Linked DNA regions of Homo sapiens: region 2 is linked to region 1. Evidence: read pairs that join two places in POLR2A ChIA-PET (ENCODE). Cell type or tissue: HCT116. All regions are shown on one strand. Each heading gives the region's core, and the rest is flanking DNA. Links, peaks and the distances in the headings are about the cores only. Region 1 has its middle 210 kb from the start of TFCP2L1. Region 2 holds the start of GLI2 (GLI family zinc finger 2).

What was found. Peaks named below come from ENCODE experiments on the same cell type or tissue, not always from the same donor. Only the 100,000 strongest peaks of a DNase experiment are listed, where the experiment ranks them.
Region 2: POLR2A ChIA-PET joins it to region 1 with 29 read pairs; 12 of 35 experiments call an interaction of 5 or more read pairs at or near these places.

Annotation. Positions count from the first base shown.
Region 1 is chr2:121,071,521-121,079,843 of GRCh38, reverse strand. No RefSeq gene overlaps it. Among named protein-coding and RNA genes, the nearest start is that of TFCP2L1, 210 kb to the left of the region's middle. RefSeq lists enhancers at 3,733-4,584, 4,103-5,002, 4,585-5,435 and a silencer at 4,397-4,691. In HCT116, for the core only: a CTCF peak has its summit at 2,688 (motif pointing left); DNase peaks (open chromatin) are centred at 2,703 and 4,613; H3K4me3 peaks cover 632 bases; H3K27ac peaks cover 641 bases.
Region 2 is chr2:120,732,780-120,741,102 of GRCh38, reverse strand. GLI2 (GLI family zinc finger 2) reads right to left here and starts at 5,235. Exons shown (of 14, transcript NM_001374353.1): 1 at 4,818-5,235. It overlaps LOC124906073 (a long non-coding RNA gene), which reads right to left. Exons shown (of 3, transcript XR_007087219.1): 3 at 6,253-7,061. LOC124907881 (a long non-coding RNA gene) reads left to right here and starts at 3,442. Exons shown (of 2, transcript XR_007087221.1): 1 at 3,442-4,542; 2 at 7,515-8,323. RefSeq lists enhancers at 150-792, 949-1,785, 1,786-2,623, 3,030-3,530, 3,531-4,031 and 3 more. In HCT116, for the core only: a CTCF peak has its summit at 5,260; DNase peaks (open chromatin) are centred at 3,945 and 5,192; H3K4me3 peaks cover 2,838 bases; H3K27ac peaks cover 780 bases; H3K27me3 peaks cover 757 bases.

The sequences.
Region 1 (8,323 bases), core at 320-8,319:
CACAGATACAGATCCTCAGGCATCAGGCCTTCCCAGACCCCTCAGATCCCCCAGATCCCCCCACCCCAAGATCCGGGACTCAAGACTCTCTCTACTTCCCAAAAGAGTAGAGCTTAGTGCGGGGACAGTGGGCGCTGATCACCCTCTGAAATGGAAAACAGGGCCCCTGCCTCCACTTGGCAAGGTCCCAAACACTGAAGCTCATGAATGCCACAGCTGTGAGGGACCCCTATCTTGCACGGATGAACAAATCCAGGCCCAGAGAGGGCAAAACTCTTGCTCAAAGCCCCCAGCATGTGAGTAGCTGAAATCCAGACCTGTGATTCCTGGGCTCACAGTAAATGCTCAACAAACGCTGGCCATAATCAGTGCATTGCTATTACCCACGCACTAAAGCACCTGTGGCCTAGCATCGGCCCAGCCTGATCTCTCGGAGGCCCGATGTGGGACCATTCTATCTTCCGGGGACTGAACGATCAGAACACCACCCAATTTAGCAACATCTGCAAATTTAATTAACAATCTGTTTATCTTCCTGGCTGAGCGATTAATAAAGGTGTCAGGCAGAACAAGGCCCTACACAGCTCCCTGCAGTGCACTGAAAATGCCCCTCCTTCTGCTCAAGGGGCCTGGCCATTTATCAGAGTTATGGGGAGGGATGGGCTTGCAGGAACCAGAATGCAAAGGCGGGGGGGACAAAACAGGGAGTTTCTCAGAGTCACCACCCAGGCATCTTGCCCTTGTTCAGCCACGCAGCCAGTGAGCACCCAACCCCTACCGCATGTGCCTGGCATCGTGCCACAGAGACTTTCGGCAAACACAGCACGTGGTTAATTGTCCCACCAGAGCTGTAACCAGTAGGAGGGAAAATTCAAAGTGCAAACTGAAGCGGTCTCTTTCTTTACCAGAATTAATCAGACAGACCACTCACCAAGCAGGACCAGTCAGGCCGCCGTCCCCAGGACAGTGAGTTGTGACCTGTGGACCTGCTGCATTCGGAGCCGGACACACATTCAATGAGGAGCCACAGGAAGCTGCGGCCTCCACTGTCAGTGGTGGCGTCTTGTCAGTCCCTACACATTGGAACTTTGCAGCTACAATCACCCTAAAATCTAATAGATTCTGTTTTTTCTGGAAGCGTCTGAAATGACAGGAATAGGTCCTGTGCAGCCGCAGCTGGCTGCAGTCAGCATTGCTTATGATCAGACTAGGGTGGTATCTGGGCATTCTGTCCCTGTAGCTTAAGGAAGAGTCTCCTAGACATGTAAAGATGGAAACAGACTCACCCACCCCAACACACGCCTCTTGCAGGTCAGGAAACAGGGACATCTGGAGGTGAGTTGGGGCTTGTCCAAGTTTACCCGGTGACTTCGAAGTGCAGTCACATCTAAATGTCACCCTAGATGCTCACTCTGGAACAAAATGCTACCCTTGAGCCTCATGATAATGCCCCACCTCCGCCCTGACCACAAGCCTGGACGGTGCTCTAGGCCTTGGCTGCTCACCCTGACACATGTACATCCTGGGGAGCCAGGGGGTGCCTGAGCAGGTGGGACACCAGAACATATGCTCAGCCTGATTGAGGGAAAAGATCCCAACACGCCCCCGTAGTGTTTTGGGAGACTTTTCCTCATCTTCGCTCTCCCCACAAAGGCACGGCAGCCTCTTCTTTCTCCAAACTCTCAGGCTGATGCCTTGCTTTCGAGTACACTGGAGAAAGAGCAATCTGAGCACATATGTCCATGGAGGGGCCACGTCTTCCCTGCTGTTGGGATGGACAGACCGTCCAGGCTCCCTTCCGAGGCCTTCCCCGCACTCTAGCCCATCCCATGATCTGCCATGCCCCTGGTTTCCCTCCCATCCCCACAGCACCGCCTTGACCTCCTTGACTTGTTCTTCCCTTCTCTCTATCTTAAGAGGGTTCTCAGGGCTGCATCCAAACACCTCTTCTCTTTTCTGCCCCTAAGTGAACTCATCCAGGCCATGGCTTTTCATGTTGTCCATAAGCAGGTGGTTCCCAAGTGTATGTTTCCAGCCCGGCAGCTCCCTGAGCTACAGGTTGGTAACTATGCATCCTTCTGCGATTGGATGTTTATATAAGACCTCAACTTTAATGGGGTCCCCAAACAAACTCTCAATGTTCCCGACTCCTCCTCAACCTGCTGTCTCCCATGTCTGTCTGCTGCATGACCAGTTCCACGTGGCTTTGGCCAACCTCACACAGCTGGGGTGGACAGCACCTTGCACCTGGCCCATGTGGGGTATGGTGAAACTGCTCAGCACCCACGCCTGTGTATCTGGAAGTGTGGGGCCACACCACGGGGCCACCCTCGAGCGGCAGGGGCAGAAGCAGCTGGGCAAAACTCCCTCCTTCATCCCCAGGCCGATGGTTCTGAGATGCATCCCAGACTCTGGAAGGTCTCCCCTAGCTTTCTTCCCTGCTGCCTGTGTCAGGCTTTCTCCTCAGGGGAACTCAAGCTAAGACCCAAGGAGATGGCCGCTTAGACTTCCCTTCAAGAAAGTACTGATGCCCAGCTGCGAACTGGGGTCCAGCTGTTGGCTTTGCCTGTTTCCGAGCTGAAGGCACACTATTCTGGGGTGGCCCCAGCAAGGACTGAGCAGGGCAATGATCCCCATCCCGGCCCCTTCCGCGGCCACAGGCCTCCTGAGATGGGACGGGCGCGCTTTGCTCCGGCGCCCTCTGCTGGCAGGTGCAGGTTGTGCAGGGAGGATGCATCAGGATGGCCGGCCCCGCCCACCTTGCTTCTTCCCTCTCCTCTTACAGGTGGTGCTCCCCGTTACGCTATTGCACCCCTCACTCCGTCTCAGCGTCTGCTTCCCAGACAATCCCACCTGAGACACAGTTTGATAAGGAGTTGGAGAATGAGAATACCAGTGAACTGGACTGAGTCGGGAGAGAGTTCAGACTTGCGGGGGGCGGGGGGCGGGGGGCGGTTACCTGAAGACAATGTTTAAATATTTAATGCCCCGATATTATGATTGGGCTCCTGCTCGGCTGTGCCCAGGACAGATGGAAGCCAGACTGTGATCACCTGGGTTCTGGGAATCTTGAAGAGACGCCTGGGGACTGCTTGGGTAGGGCTGGGGCTGGAAGCTCCACACCTGAACCAGCCAAGAGTCTGAGCCGGCGAAGTTAAGAGGCAGCGTCTGACCCTGCCTGACAGTGCAGGTCACTCTTCCCGTCTCCTAGAATAAGCAGACGCTGCACTGGGACAAGCCCCACTGGCAGGGGTGGACTTGGAGCCGTCTTTCCAGGTGGAACACTGCGTATCTTAAATGAGGTGGCCCCTGGATTGAATGCTCCTCTCTGCCTCTCCAGACCTGCCTTAGAGCAGGTGGTCATCCCGAGCTGCCAGGGCTCCCTAGGCTGGTGCAGTGCCTGTCAGGGGATGCAGGGAGCTCATGGGCCTCCTAGCAATCAACTCAACTCAGTGTGCACTCACTAGATGCTAGCCATGTGCCAGCAGGCACGGCGCATGGCAGGGGAGAAAACAGCTCCTGCGCCAAGGAGCCCTAGGTCCTGGGAAGAGGGGTGACAAATCCACAAACACATACATGCTTTGTCACACCCAAGACAGGTGCCAGATCCAGGAATCACGAAGGCACCAGGAGGTCTGAGGGCTTCCCTGAGGAGGTGATGCGCCCTGAGTCCTGAAGGGCTGGGGAGCCAGCCACGGGAGGTGGGAGGGAAGGCTCCAAGCAGGGGCACTAGGATTCCCCAAGCCCAGAGGAGGGAATAGCAGGTGTGTGGTTGTGATGGGGCAGGGAGGGCCCCAGGGCAGCGGGGACAGGAGGCGGGGTTTAGACTGGGTGGTAGGTGGGAGTGGTGCCTGGGACCCCAGGAAAGGCTGCAGCCAGGAAGGCTCTGGATTTGTGCCCGAGGCTCCTGCTAGCAGCTGACGGAATGGAGAGGGCAAGGAGGTGGGCAGGGAGGCGAGCTGGGAAACGCCAAGCTGGGCAGAGGCAGAGGAAAAGGAGAGGAGAGAAACTGAGGGGGCAGGGTTGGCAAGAGATGGGGAGGACTGGGTGGGTGCCAGGAGATGGGGGGAGAGCAGCCACGCCTCCCCTCCCGGCTGGGGTTTTTTCATGCTGGAGTTGGAGTTGGGGCAACTTTTGTCCTCTCTGCTCCTTGATCCAGGGCAAAGGCGGGGGGCGGGGAGGGGGGGCGGTGAAAACACGACCTAGTACCTCTCAGTTTTAGAATCAGCCACTATCTTTTCTGGTTAGAAATCGGTGGCGGGAAGCGGCTGGGAGAAATAAGATTTAGCCTCCCAAACAGGCGGCAGGGAAGGAAGGGACCAGAAGTGCTCCCAGCAGCTCATTTGCATTTCAAACAGCCCGTTTGTTTTATCTCCTAATTAGCATACTCACCCTCAGCTGAAAATGAGTCCATTAAAGGAGACTCTGCTCCAGGCTCAGCTCCTCCTTTAAATATTTTTAAAGCGTATGATTAATACACTTGCCTATTGCTGCGTGGACTGTGCTGGGGGGGTCAGGGGGCAGATAAATGAAAGAGGATAGCTGCACGCGGCGTTGACTGGCTGATTAATCACTGCCTGTTTTCTATAACTCATGGCAGATGGCAGGAGCTGGCTGCAGGCCCTCGTTGGGAATGAGGTGCTGCAGGCAGGATGAACAGGGGTCGGGGGAGACCCTGGAAGGCCCCAGTTGTGTCGTGTTTTTTTTCCTCGGCCCTACAGACCTCCGTGTCCACCCCACCCCCTGCACTTCGTGGCAATTCCCAAGTTCAAGAGCAGTGGCGTAGCTTCTGGGAAGACACAGGAAATCTCATTTCTCCCTTGGATTTTTTAGGACCTAGATAACGACACTGTCAATTTTGGGAATGGTCAACTTTGGGGTGGGGAGAGTCAGGTCCAGTGCAATACTTGTATATATTTTATCTTCAATTCTCCCAACAACCCCATTTTCTAGATAGGAATTGTGAGGCTTGGCAAGGCAGACACAGGTATTGTTCCCAGCTGGTCCCACCCAAAGCCTGCTCCTCGCTGTCCTCCCTTTTGCCCTCCCCAGGGGAGCATCATCAGCCCAAGGCCCAGAAGTGAAGGCCCTGGAGCTGGCACAGCTGCCCCCTCCCCGGGACCTCGGCCCTCTCCATCCCTGGGGGCCACTGCAGTCTTCCCCTGGTACGGGACACATTCTCCCCGTCAGGCCTGCATGGCTATTGCCCACCTCACCGTGCACATTCAATGGTGTTTTTGTCTCTTGACTTGTCTTTCCCAGGAGATGATGGATTTCCTGGAGGCAGGAAGTGTGGCCACCACCGGGAGTAGCTCCAGGACCCGGCATGGGTTAGGCTCTGGGGTGGTGTGACAGATGTGTGTCCGGTCAGCCTAGCTGAGCTGAACTGCAGCACCCAGAACTCCCTTCCCTGCACAGGCTTGGGTTATCTGGGGCCCCAGGGGAGGGGCAGAGGGAGCAGCAGTCATGTCTTCCTTTTACACTCAGAAGGCGAGAGGGGCCAGTGCCTCCCAACACACAGGGGACTCGCAGGTGCTGCTGATCTCAGGAGATGGATTTGGTGTCCAGGCAGCTGGGGCATAGCTCTTCCAGCCCAGCCAGAGCCTCCTGTGGCCTTCTTGACTCCCAGGCCAGGTATATGCTTAGTTCATGAAAGTGCCGGCTTCTTCCACGGGGTGCCCATCCTCGAAGGTAGAGGCTTAGAGCAGGGGACAGATTGACTTGGGGTCTGCCACTTCCCGGTGGGAGTTCCAGCTCAGCCTGTCAGGTTCCGTTTGTCCTCCTACCCCACTTCATGGTCATCCCCTTTTCCCCACGCCCGCCCTGCCAGCTCCACGCACCGGAGAAGCAGCAGTTCCCTTAGACGGGGTGGCCAGTGCCCAAGGTTTCACAAGGCCAAGTCCCTGTAATAGGTCGTGTGTGTGTGTGTCTGTGTGTGTCTGTGTGTGTGTGTCTACGTGTTTGTGTGTCTGCATGTGTCTGTGTGTATCTGTGTGTGCGTGCGTGTCTATGTATCTGTGTGTGTCTGTGCGTATCTGTGTGTGTGTGCGTGTCTATATATGTATGTGTGTGTGTCTGTGTGTGTGTCTGTGGGTGTGTCTGTGTGTCTGTGTGTGTGTCTGTGTGTATACGTGTCTGTGTCTGCGTGTGTCTGTGTGTCTGTGTGTGTCTGCGTGTGTGTCTGTGTCTGTGTGTCTGTGGGTGTCTGCGTGTGTGTGTCTCTGTGTGTTTGTGTCTGTGTGTTGGTGTCCGCGTGTCTGTCCGTGTAGTGCGTGTGTGTGTCTGTGTATGTCTGTATGTCTGTGTATGTTTCTGTATGTTCCTGCATGTGTGTGTCTCTGTGTGTGTGTTTGTGTCTATGTGTGTGTGTCTTTGTGTGTCTGTGTGTTTCTGTGTGTGCGTGTGTGTCTCTGTGTGTTTGTGTCTGTGTCTGTGTGTGTGTGTCTGTGTGTGTGTCTCTGTGTCTGTGCGTGTGTGTCTGTGTGTCTGTGTGTGTGTCTGTGTGTGTCTCTGTGTCTGTGTGTCTGTGTGTGTGTGTGTGTCTGTGTGTGTGTGCGCGTGCATGTCCTCTCACGTCCCAATGTTCCACTTCTCTGAACTCTGACTGGTGCAGGTGGCAGAGCCTGTAGGAACGGAATGGGAGGAGATGGGAAACCCTTGTGGGATGGGAACTGTCAGGTCGGGTTCTGCAGACTACGTGGGAAAGTGGAACACAGTGATCCTGGCAGAGGGAACAGCATGTGCAAAGACCAGGGGGTAGTGGGGCACAGTGCCTGAGCAGCCGTGGGTTCCTGTCCCGCCCAGAAGAGAAAAGGTCTGCAGAGGAAGCAGCGGCTGCCTGAGTGGAGCCCAGCCCGGCAATGGGCAGTGGGAGCCAGGCTGGGCTTTCCTGCAGGAGGCACCACGTGGTTGCTGCAGATGAGAGAGGGTGATGCCCCCAGGAACTCCAGGCTGGCAGGGGTTAGGGACGGAATTGACGTGGGCTGTACGGCGTTGGCCTAGTTCCTTGTTGGGGATACAATCAGGCGGGAGCGGCCTGTCCCTTAGGATACAATGACTGGGCTATAGCAGTCGTGCTCTTGATCAAGTTAAAAAGTGGCTGCTGGTATCACTGGCCCCCACCAAGTCGGGGAAGCCCTGCTCCCCATCACTCTGGAGAGCTGTGTATTTTCCCAAACTCCAAGCATTGGTGCTGAGACCGCTCCCGCAAAAAAAGCCAGAGAAGGGTAGCTGGGCTTCCCCCAACTCCAAGGGGTTGAACTAGCGACCCTTCAGGAGTCTCAGAAGACCCCCATTGTGCATTCAGGGAAATGGGAGCCCAGGGAGAGGATGGGCCCTGCCTAAGGTCACCCAGTGAGTTGCAAGAGCCGGTGAGAGCCCAGGTCTCCAGATGCCTGCCCAGCAGCAGTGCCAGGGGAAGGGGACGTGGGGCCAAGGCCACCCGTTGTGCAGAGATCAGGAGCAAGTGGTGCCGGGGCGAGACTACCCACAGGGGAGCACCTTCTCTGAGCTCCAAGGAGCCACAGGCCCTGAGCCTCTCTCCCTCTCTTGGGGACTCACCACCTTGAAAGAGATGGACCCAGAGGTAAATGACAAGATGACACCATAAATGCCACAACGCAGGCACTGGGGGAGAACAGGGGAAGCAGCCACCAATCCTCCCTTATAAGTATTCAAATTCCACTCATTCCTTCATGCAGTAACTAGCTACTGAGCACCTAGGATGTGCAGGGCTGGATGGGGCTGGGGACACAGAGCTGAACAAGACAGCCCCCCTGCCCCCGTCTTGGAGCTTGGCATCCTAGCACATATTAATATATAGTATTCGTACACTGTGTAATGTAATGCTGGTAATAACATCCATAAAGATCCCTCACAGCAGTCTGAGAGGGCGGAGTGATGGGGACCAGGGACCCTTGGCCCAGGAAGACAAGGACAGCCTCTTAAAGCAGTTGCCATTTGAGTCGAGACCTAAACTCTGAGAAGGAGGAGGCATCTGGACATTTGGAAGCAGACGTTTTTAGGGAAGGAAAACAGTGAATGCAAAGGCCCTGGGGTGGAGGTGAGCTCAATGCTTTGGAAAGAAGGCCCAGTCGGCTAAAGCGGAAGGAGCAGAGGAGGCCCTAAAAGGTGACCTGGGGACATAGGTGGGTTGGACTGCAGAGCCCCGTGGCCATGGGGACGTGCCTGATGTACATTCCAGGGAGCTCCTCTGGCCTCTGTAGGACAATGGGCTGTGCACCCACCTGGTGCTGATGGGCACCAGGGCTCTTTCTATGTTTGGGTACTCAGTTGGAAACCCAGAACTTCTGAGGTGTTACAA
Region 2 (8,323 bases), core at 237-8,236, 340 kb after region 1:
AACAACACCCCCCGCCCCACCTCCCCCAAGCCCACTGAGCCAGGACCCAGGAGGACATGGCGGGTAAGGGCTGCGGCGTGGTTGCATACAGGCTCAACCGGCACAGCCATCGCGGACAAGCTTTCAGAGTTCACTTGGGACAGGAGTGCAGGGCTGCGCCCGTGCTGCTCAGCCTGGAGGCCACAGGCCTGTGGAGTCCCCGCCTCAGCCTGCAGCCGGGCCACCCTCCCTCCTCCCTCTAGCTGCCTGCAGGAGGCCTGGGGCCCTCGGCTGCCCAAAGAGGGAATCAATCCCAATCCCGTGCTAATGAATAAAAAGTCCCCTTTATTTCACTGCTGTTTTTGGTTCATTAAATTTTCCACAGATTTGTAGAGAAGAAAACATAATCAATAAACCTTGACAAAAGTGAACGTGTGAAAAAGGCCAGAGAATGGAAAAGCGAGATAAAAGTGATATCCGATCACAGATTTCAGAGGCAGATGACGAGCTCGGGGCTGCAGAAGAATCTCAATGGACCATCACCCTTTTGCGGCTTTCCTTCCCTTTGCTGAACTCTTCATTCAAGACAATGGCAAACGCACTAAAACTTTTTTTCTTATGCTAATAGCTGAAACCCGGCACTCACAGTTAAAACACACTTCCCAGCAACCTGTTTTTTTTTTTTTAAACAACACACATGTGCAAGCACACACACAAAACATTATTCAATTTAAACCCAAATCCCCAAAACAGTTTAATAAGTACTCTTTGGTCACATCTTAAATGAGTTACTTTCCCCCATGTGTATGTTTTTTAAGAAACCAGAAACAACACAAACAGGATTATTGAGAATTACTGTGCTGATGAAAGAATTGGGGGAAAATAAGATATTAAATGCACAGAAAGTATACCGTTATCATCTGTGCATTTTCCCAGGTTTTAAATACAGTTTTGTGGGTTAAGGATGCTTTTGTCATCCTCTAAACCTAAAAATAATAATCAATGATTTTTTTTTTAATTCTTGATATTCCACAGCAAACCCTCAAATTAATTTCAGAGAAAATGATTAATGTTGAATCCGGTGTTGTGTGTTTATTTGAAAACCAGAAAAGTGTTGAAGGTGCCACTCTTTTTCAAAGGACACTCTCAAACATCAATGTCGGATGACCCTTTCTCAAATCTGTTAAACAAGCCTGAGGAAACAATTAGAGAGCAGTTTTTCCTCCCCGATTTCTTTAGAAGTGCAGGAGCAATTTCAGGAGCAACTGAAATCACTGTACATTCTGGTTGTTGGTACAATCACCTATTCTGCCTCTGAATTTTCTGGAATCTGAAAACACTGTTTCTCTCTTTGGCATTCTTCACGTGTTTCACTTGTCCATGCCTCTGACACTTAGTGAAAAGAAGAAAGGGGGGAAGTGCTCCCCCGGGTTCCTTTTCAAAGGGCCCTGGCCCAGCGGGAACAGCTGCAGCTGTCCACAGCGAGGTCCACCTGGCCTGGCTGCCCCTTGTCCACTAGGAAACAGGCTCTGGCCCAGGTAGAACCCCTTTCTCCTCCCCACAGCCTCCAAGAAGCAAGGCTGGTTTGCTCCACCTCCCTGCCGCAAGAGCCATGCAGATGAAAGGAAGCTGGGCTAAACACACTTTCCCCAGGAAAAGGCCAGCTGCCCTACCCAAAGAGTACACAAGGATGTAGGACTCCGATTCTAGGCTTTAACAAGCCAGCTGGGTGTGAGGGGGTCACACAAGCTTTCAAAGTGCACATGACAACCTCCTACTCCCATTTAAAGGGAACTGCTGGCATCTGTGGAGTGAAGTTTTCCCGTGGAGTACCCCCGGGGCAGGGGTGGGGGACAATGGAAGAAGGGTGTTTATTAGGCAAATATCCAATTTTGTCTGCCTGCCTGCTGAATCCCTGGTTTGCTAATCCAGCCCCAGGGGCTGCACTGTGTACAGGGCACTTGTGGGAGTACAAAAAGCGTGAAGTATTTGTGTATTTTTCAGTCTGCAGTGCAAACAAGCCAGCTACAGTACACAGCCCCCAAGACCCCCGCAGCCAGGCAATGAGCCACTGACCAGAAGCCCTGCGGCCCCCTCTTCTGACCAAGCAACTCAAAGGATTGACTCTGCATTCGGTGCTCTCTCCACCAGTGGACCAGAGCATCCCTGGGAGAGTGAAGTGGCACTCCACTCCAAGGCTGCCTGGCCACAAGGGCCTCGCTAACTCCACACAAGCTTCAAGGAAGCCACGAGTCAAGAGTCCCCTTCAAGGCCAGAGCAGAATGAGTTTGGGAGCAGCCCGGAAGTCTCTGCTGAAGGAATCTGAACCCACTGCAAATTCAGTCAAATCGATTCCCACAGAGGATAAAACCATCTCTAGCAGTCTTACCTTGTTCCTCGGTGGCTTGGGAGGCTCTTTCTACTATCATTCTAATTCTTTCTACCTATAATTCTAATTCTCTCCAAGAGGCTTTGCAAATAGACCGTTCTGACCACAGTCTCTCACTCAGATGCTAGCCCAACTGAAGGCTGGTTCACCTGAGGGATACCTCCTGGGCAGCTGGGCTCTTTCAAATGCAGGATCTTCCCTGTATTAGCTTAAATCCCCTAAAATCACGAAACAATTTCGTGAAACTGGCATATTTCTCGAAGCAGAGGAGAAAATAAAACCACCCTAAATCTTACCAAATATAATTAACTTTAAAACTCATCAGACAAGCGACAACTTTCCATATGGCTGGGCTTGAGTGGAATTCGAATCCCAGGGAAAAACATCTCCACAATTTCCTGTAACCCTCAAGAGAGAAGCAGCAAGTCTAGGAAAACAAAAGCAAGAACGATGAAGAAAGAGGCACAAGAAGCATAGTCAAAAAGAAGAGAAGGCCCCTGATGGATCTGGATTCCACATTCTAGAATGACTGCCCCAGGACAGACCAGAAGCTGGGAAAAGCCTAAATAAAGAGCCTCCAAACTCAAAGCAGCCAGGCATAGCCAAGGTGCCCCCCGTCCCTGTGGAGTCAGGCCCAGGTAGCCACACCGTGAGCTTCCCCCTAAACAAGCAACTGCAAAGCCGTTCCCAGGCCCCAGGGAGGGCCTGTCCCCAGACACAGGGAAACCCAGCCAAGGGAACTCCCAGCAAGGTAAGGAAATGGGCGGAGAGAAAGCTGGCAGGTGAGGTGGCTGGAACAAACTGGTCTCATCAGGGAGGCCTGTGACAAACCCGCCTATTCCTCCGCTTTCCCCGCTGTATATTTTGGATTTCACAGTTTATTTACTTTACTTTTTGGCACCGAGCCCCCTGAGCATGCCAATACAATATTTGTTTAAACACTATTTTATGCTGCTTGCGAGGGAAACGTTTACTTTCAAATTCTCCTACATCCCCCAGAGCCTCGTCTGCAAACAGCCTATGAGCGTTTTACAACTGCTCCCTTTATCTGAAGCTGTCGGGATTAAACCTTCACACGCCCGGCAAGAGCGGCGGAGAGGGGGCCCGGGACACCGCTGCGGCCACCGAGCTGCAAAGCCCGTGCCAGAGGTCGCGCACCGAGCGGGATGCCCGGGCTGGGGGACAGAGGGACGCCTACAAGACTCCCAGGGCGCGGGACCAGACAGTAGGGACAGGTCTACTTTTCCAGCTGGGATCAACTCTAGGAGCCACAGAACAATTACACAAAAGAGAAGGTAGTGGAAAGAGGCACCCTCGGGGGGGCTCGAGGTCCCCGAGAGCCTCAGCGACCGATCACCCAGGGTGAGGCGCACGGGCTCCATCCCCAGCTCCCCGCGCGGTAAAAGTCGGGTTTCCTAGGAAATGACAGCAGTTACCGCCGGGCTGAAAAGGCGCCGAGCTGGGTGGACTCCCAGCTCTCCAGCGCGGCGGGCGCGCTCACACTCACACACGCAAGCACACGCTCCCTCCCAGCTCCCCGCCCCCGCCCCGTCCGGGGAAAAGACTCCCCTCTCTAAACCCTTAATAGGATTGGCGCCCAACTCTCTCCGCGCCTCTCCCCATCCATCACATACAGATCAAGTTGCAGTAGTGGATTTTTCAAATTCCTCAGCAAATATACTTGTTGAGAGATTGTCGGGGGTGGGGAGAGACGATGAGTAGGGGGGCAGGGATGAAAGTGAGGTGGAAGGGGGAACCGGAGGACCCGGCAAAGGATTACGTGCGGATCCCTTTGGGAAGTCAAGCGGATCTCAGGGCCGAGGGCAGGAGAGGAGGAGAAGAGAGGCAAAGAGGGGGGGCCGAGGAGGAGAGCCCAGCAGAGGGGGAGGGGGCGGCCGGGCCGGGCGAGGGGGAGGAAGGATTGAGGAAGGAAGAAAGAAAGGCAGGGCTCCGGGACGCGCAGCGCGGAGAAGTGGAGTTCGAAGTTCTCAAGTGGCTGGCTGCAGCCCCTCCGCGCTCAGTACGCCCGCAGACACGCTCCCATGCCCACCTACGGCAGCTTCGGAGCATCCCAGCCTCCGATCCCACCCTCCACCCCCTGAAAAAACAGACCCCCGCCGGCGCGCGGAGGCCGGCTCGCTGTGCACCCCGAGAAGAGTGGTGCTCTCCCCCAGGTAGGGAGAGGGTGCAACATCGACCTCTGGCCACGAGCTCCAAGCCCCAGGACTCTCCTTACGTCCCCGCCCTGCTCGTCCAGAGCCCCAGGCGGGGTCGCGCCTACTAGCCTCTAGTCCCCCGAAGCCCAGGGCCCCGATCCCAAGGCCTAGGCGCCGGTACCCGGCCGAGGGACCCCCCGAGACGGCGCAGCATCCCAGTCGGCCCGCGCTTGGCCGAGGTGGGAGGCGCTTCGTCACGAAAAGCAAGCAAAAGAAGGCCAATGCAACTTTACCGAGAGAGACAAAAGTTTGCCTCTAGCACGCAGGTGGCCTCTCGGGCGCCGGGCGGTGGCTGTGGGCCCCCATCCCACCTTGGCTGGCGCGGCGACCCTCGGCTGGCTGCCTTGTGCCGGGGCTCCAGCCAGCCGGGGCGGGGCGGGCCAGGCAAGAGAGGGGACCGAGAGGCGGGCGGGCGCCGCGCAGCCCCTACCGCCGGCGAGCAGGCGGCTCCCCGAGGCTGCGGCGCGCCGCGCGGCCCAAGCTCTTTCCTCCGGCTCCTCCTGCGGCTCCTGGCCTTCCTCCGCGTTCGCAGTCGCAGCCGCCGCCGCCGCCCGCTCCTCCTCGAAGTCTCATTGATGGGAGTTTGAAAAAAAGTCCGCGGAGCCGTGCTGCCTCGGCTGGCAAGCGCCGGCACTTCTGCAATCCATCAGCGCCGCCGGACTGCGCAGCGCCCCCGCGCGCACGGTGCGGGCACACCCGGGCCCCAAGAACCCGCCAGCCAGCCCGCCCGCTCCCTGCCGGGGGACGCAGGGGGACCCGAACGCCGCCGGGGCGGGGGGAGGGGAAAGGGGGAGCACAGGGACTCTCCCCACCCAGCACCAAGGAAAGAAAACGCACCTACAAGGAAAGTTCGAGAAAGGAACCAAAGGACGCGCCAATCTCCGACACTTTTTTTAGACGACTAGGTGTGGGGGGGGGGGTTGGGGGTGTCGCTAACTCAAGTCAGATGAGCTCCGGAGCTGAGGGGCAAGGGCTGCTCTGTTTTCAATCTCTGAAATCCCCCCGCCCTCCCCACCTCCCACTTCCCTCCTCGGGGAGATGCCTGGGTCGCTGTTCCCAGGGCGCCCGCTTCTCTGGACGCCCGCGCGGAAGCCGGGGACGCCAGAGAAGGGACGCGGGGGCTGGGTCCACGCGGACCCTCTTCCCGCGGGCAGCGAGCGCAGGTGCCGGGGGTCCTGAGGCGTCCCCCGCCGCCGCTAGCCCTCGTCGCCATCTGAGCACACGCTGGCGAGAAACGAAGCAGCCTTCTAGGTTTGGTGCATGTGGCTTGCAGGGTGGGTTTTTGTTTTGTTGTGTTGTGTGTTTTAGAGACTCCACTCGAGCCGCTGAAGCCAGATGGAAGTAATCAGAACCCAACAACAACAGAGAAAGAAGGAAGAAAAAACTCCTCATTGAATTTTCTAGCCAAAGTGTATATGGGGCTGTGTGTGAAAGAACTTGCTTAAGCAAGCTCAGTGAGGAGCCCTGGGCCCTCAAGCCACACCACAGCCCGGAACTGGGCCGCCAGGCTTGGAGGAGAATTGGGGGCAGCTGGCTAAAGTGTCCTCCCCACACCCCCGGGCCTGCCACCCTCTCCAGGGCCCCTGGGCCTCACCCGAAGAGGGTCTTGGGGGGAATTTCTGGTTTTATTCTTCCTAACGTTTGTAGAACACTCTACCAAGTGCCAGGTGATGTTATATTTTCTTTGTATTATTGGACTTTCACAGCTCTGTAAGGAAGGTTCTCTTCTCGTGTTTTTACAGGTGGGAAGTCTGATGCTTTAAAAAGTTAAGTAACTAGTCTAAGGTCAGAGCACTCTGCCATCCTCCCAGAGCTTCGGGTGGTTGTACTGTAAGTTCAGTTAAATTTGCCCTGTTGGGCCGGGCGCGGTGGCTCACGCTTGTAATCCTAGCACTTTGGGAGGCCGAGGCACGGGGATCACCTGAGGTCAGGAGTTCAAGACCAGCCTGGCCAACATGGTGAAACCCCGTCTCTACTAAAAATACAAAAAATTAGCCAGGGATAGTAGCGCGCGCCTGTAATCCCGGCTACTTGGGAGACTGAGGCTGGAGAATCTCTCAAACCCCTTGGGAGATGGAGGTTGCAGTGAGCCATGATGGCGCCACTGCACTCCAGCCTGGGTGATGGAGCGAGACTCTGTCTCAAAAAAATAAATTAATTAAATTAAATTTTTAAAAAATTGCCCTGTTGAGGTGGGTGGAAGTGTCTCTCCCTTCAGCCCCTGTTCCTAAAATTGCATTTTATTTGAAATGCAAGGGACCCAATGCTACCCTCCCTGAGGGGATGTGACCTACACAGGCCCATTTCACCGGTGCAACCCTTTTTGTGGGTGGCTCTCTCCATATACCTTTTATCCTCTGCTAACTTTATTCTTTTACTTTTTAATCAAAGAGGATGCATTAGAACTTCATTCCTTAAGATCCTCCTTCCTCCTCCTGACATTCACTTATATGATGGAGCAACAATTTCTTCTTGACCTAGAGAAAAAAATATGCAGAAAAATATTAGAACAATTTGATGCTAATTTTGTTTGGGGGGAAAAGGTCGGCAGCATTTTTAAAAAGCGAAACTTGCATAAGCCAATGATTTAAAGAGAAGTTTGAAAGGGGCTTTTTCTTTAAAGATGATCAGATTCACCATTCCTCCGTGCTATTTGTTTAAATTCCTGCTGAGCTTTCAGAACACAGACTCTAAGGAGACAGAAAAAGTAAACTCTCCCTCCCCTCCTTGGCCATATTTTAATGACCCTATTCATATCTGCCCCATGACATGTAGGGAATCATTTCTCATTGCTGGAATATTAGCCGCGTTGGCTGATTACTTCATTATGAGCTTGTCTCTGTTGATTTCCTTGTGTTGTAAAGTTTGTGAAGAAGTTTAAACAAATCAATGTTTTAGGATATTTCCTTCTTCTCTGTTTTTCTTCTCAGACCAGCTCAACTCCTGCTGGACTCCAGGCACTCACATAACCTTTCCCGGCTTATTTTGGCAAGAAGATGGCTGTCGAGATGAAGACAGAATGTTTTTTGGTTGGAGGAGAACTCTGTAGACACCGTGCCTGAATCTCTAGATGGTCAGAAGTTTGGGCGCTGAAAAAAGCAGCAGAAGGTTTGGAGTGGAGGCAAACTGGTGTGGCCAGGGAAGCCTTCGACTGAGCGCTGGGACACCAGGTCCTAGTCCCAGATCTGGTACTAAGTGTATGACCTTTGGCCAGTCTGGTTCATTCAATCAGTACCAGGCACTGTGCTAAGTGGCTCGACACCACAGTGAGCAACACCTACAAGATCTTTCCCCTTAGGGAGCTTATGTTTCATTAATAACCACAAACAAACATATAATCACAAACTGGGTAAAGGAAAATCCACCGTGCTGTGGGAGCCGGTGATTGGAGACCTGAGCAAGCTGGGAGGTGAGCTTGGGGAGGGGAGTGGTACAGAGAAGGAGAACGCTTTCCTGGGGAGATGAGGTTGCACTGATAAGAAGGAATGAGGAATGAGGGAGGGTGGACTAGGAGAAGGGGAAGTGGAGTGTTCCAGTTCTTCCTTCTCCCTTTCTGTGAAATGGGCCTGAATGACGAGAAAAACCAGGCCCAAAAGGAAGCAGCTTGTTCATTATTTCCCCGTATTCTAGTGACTAGTCATAGAACAAATCACCCGCAAACTCAACGGAAGGAAACAACCATTTCTTATGTTCGTGGCTTCTGCACATCAGGATTTTGAACGAGGTATAACAGGGGCAG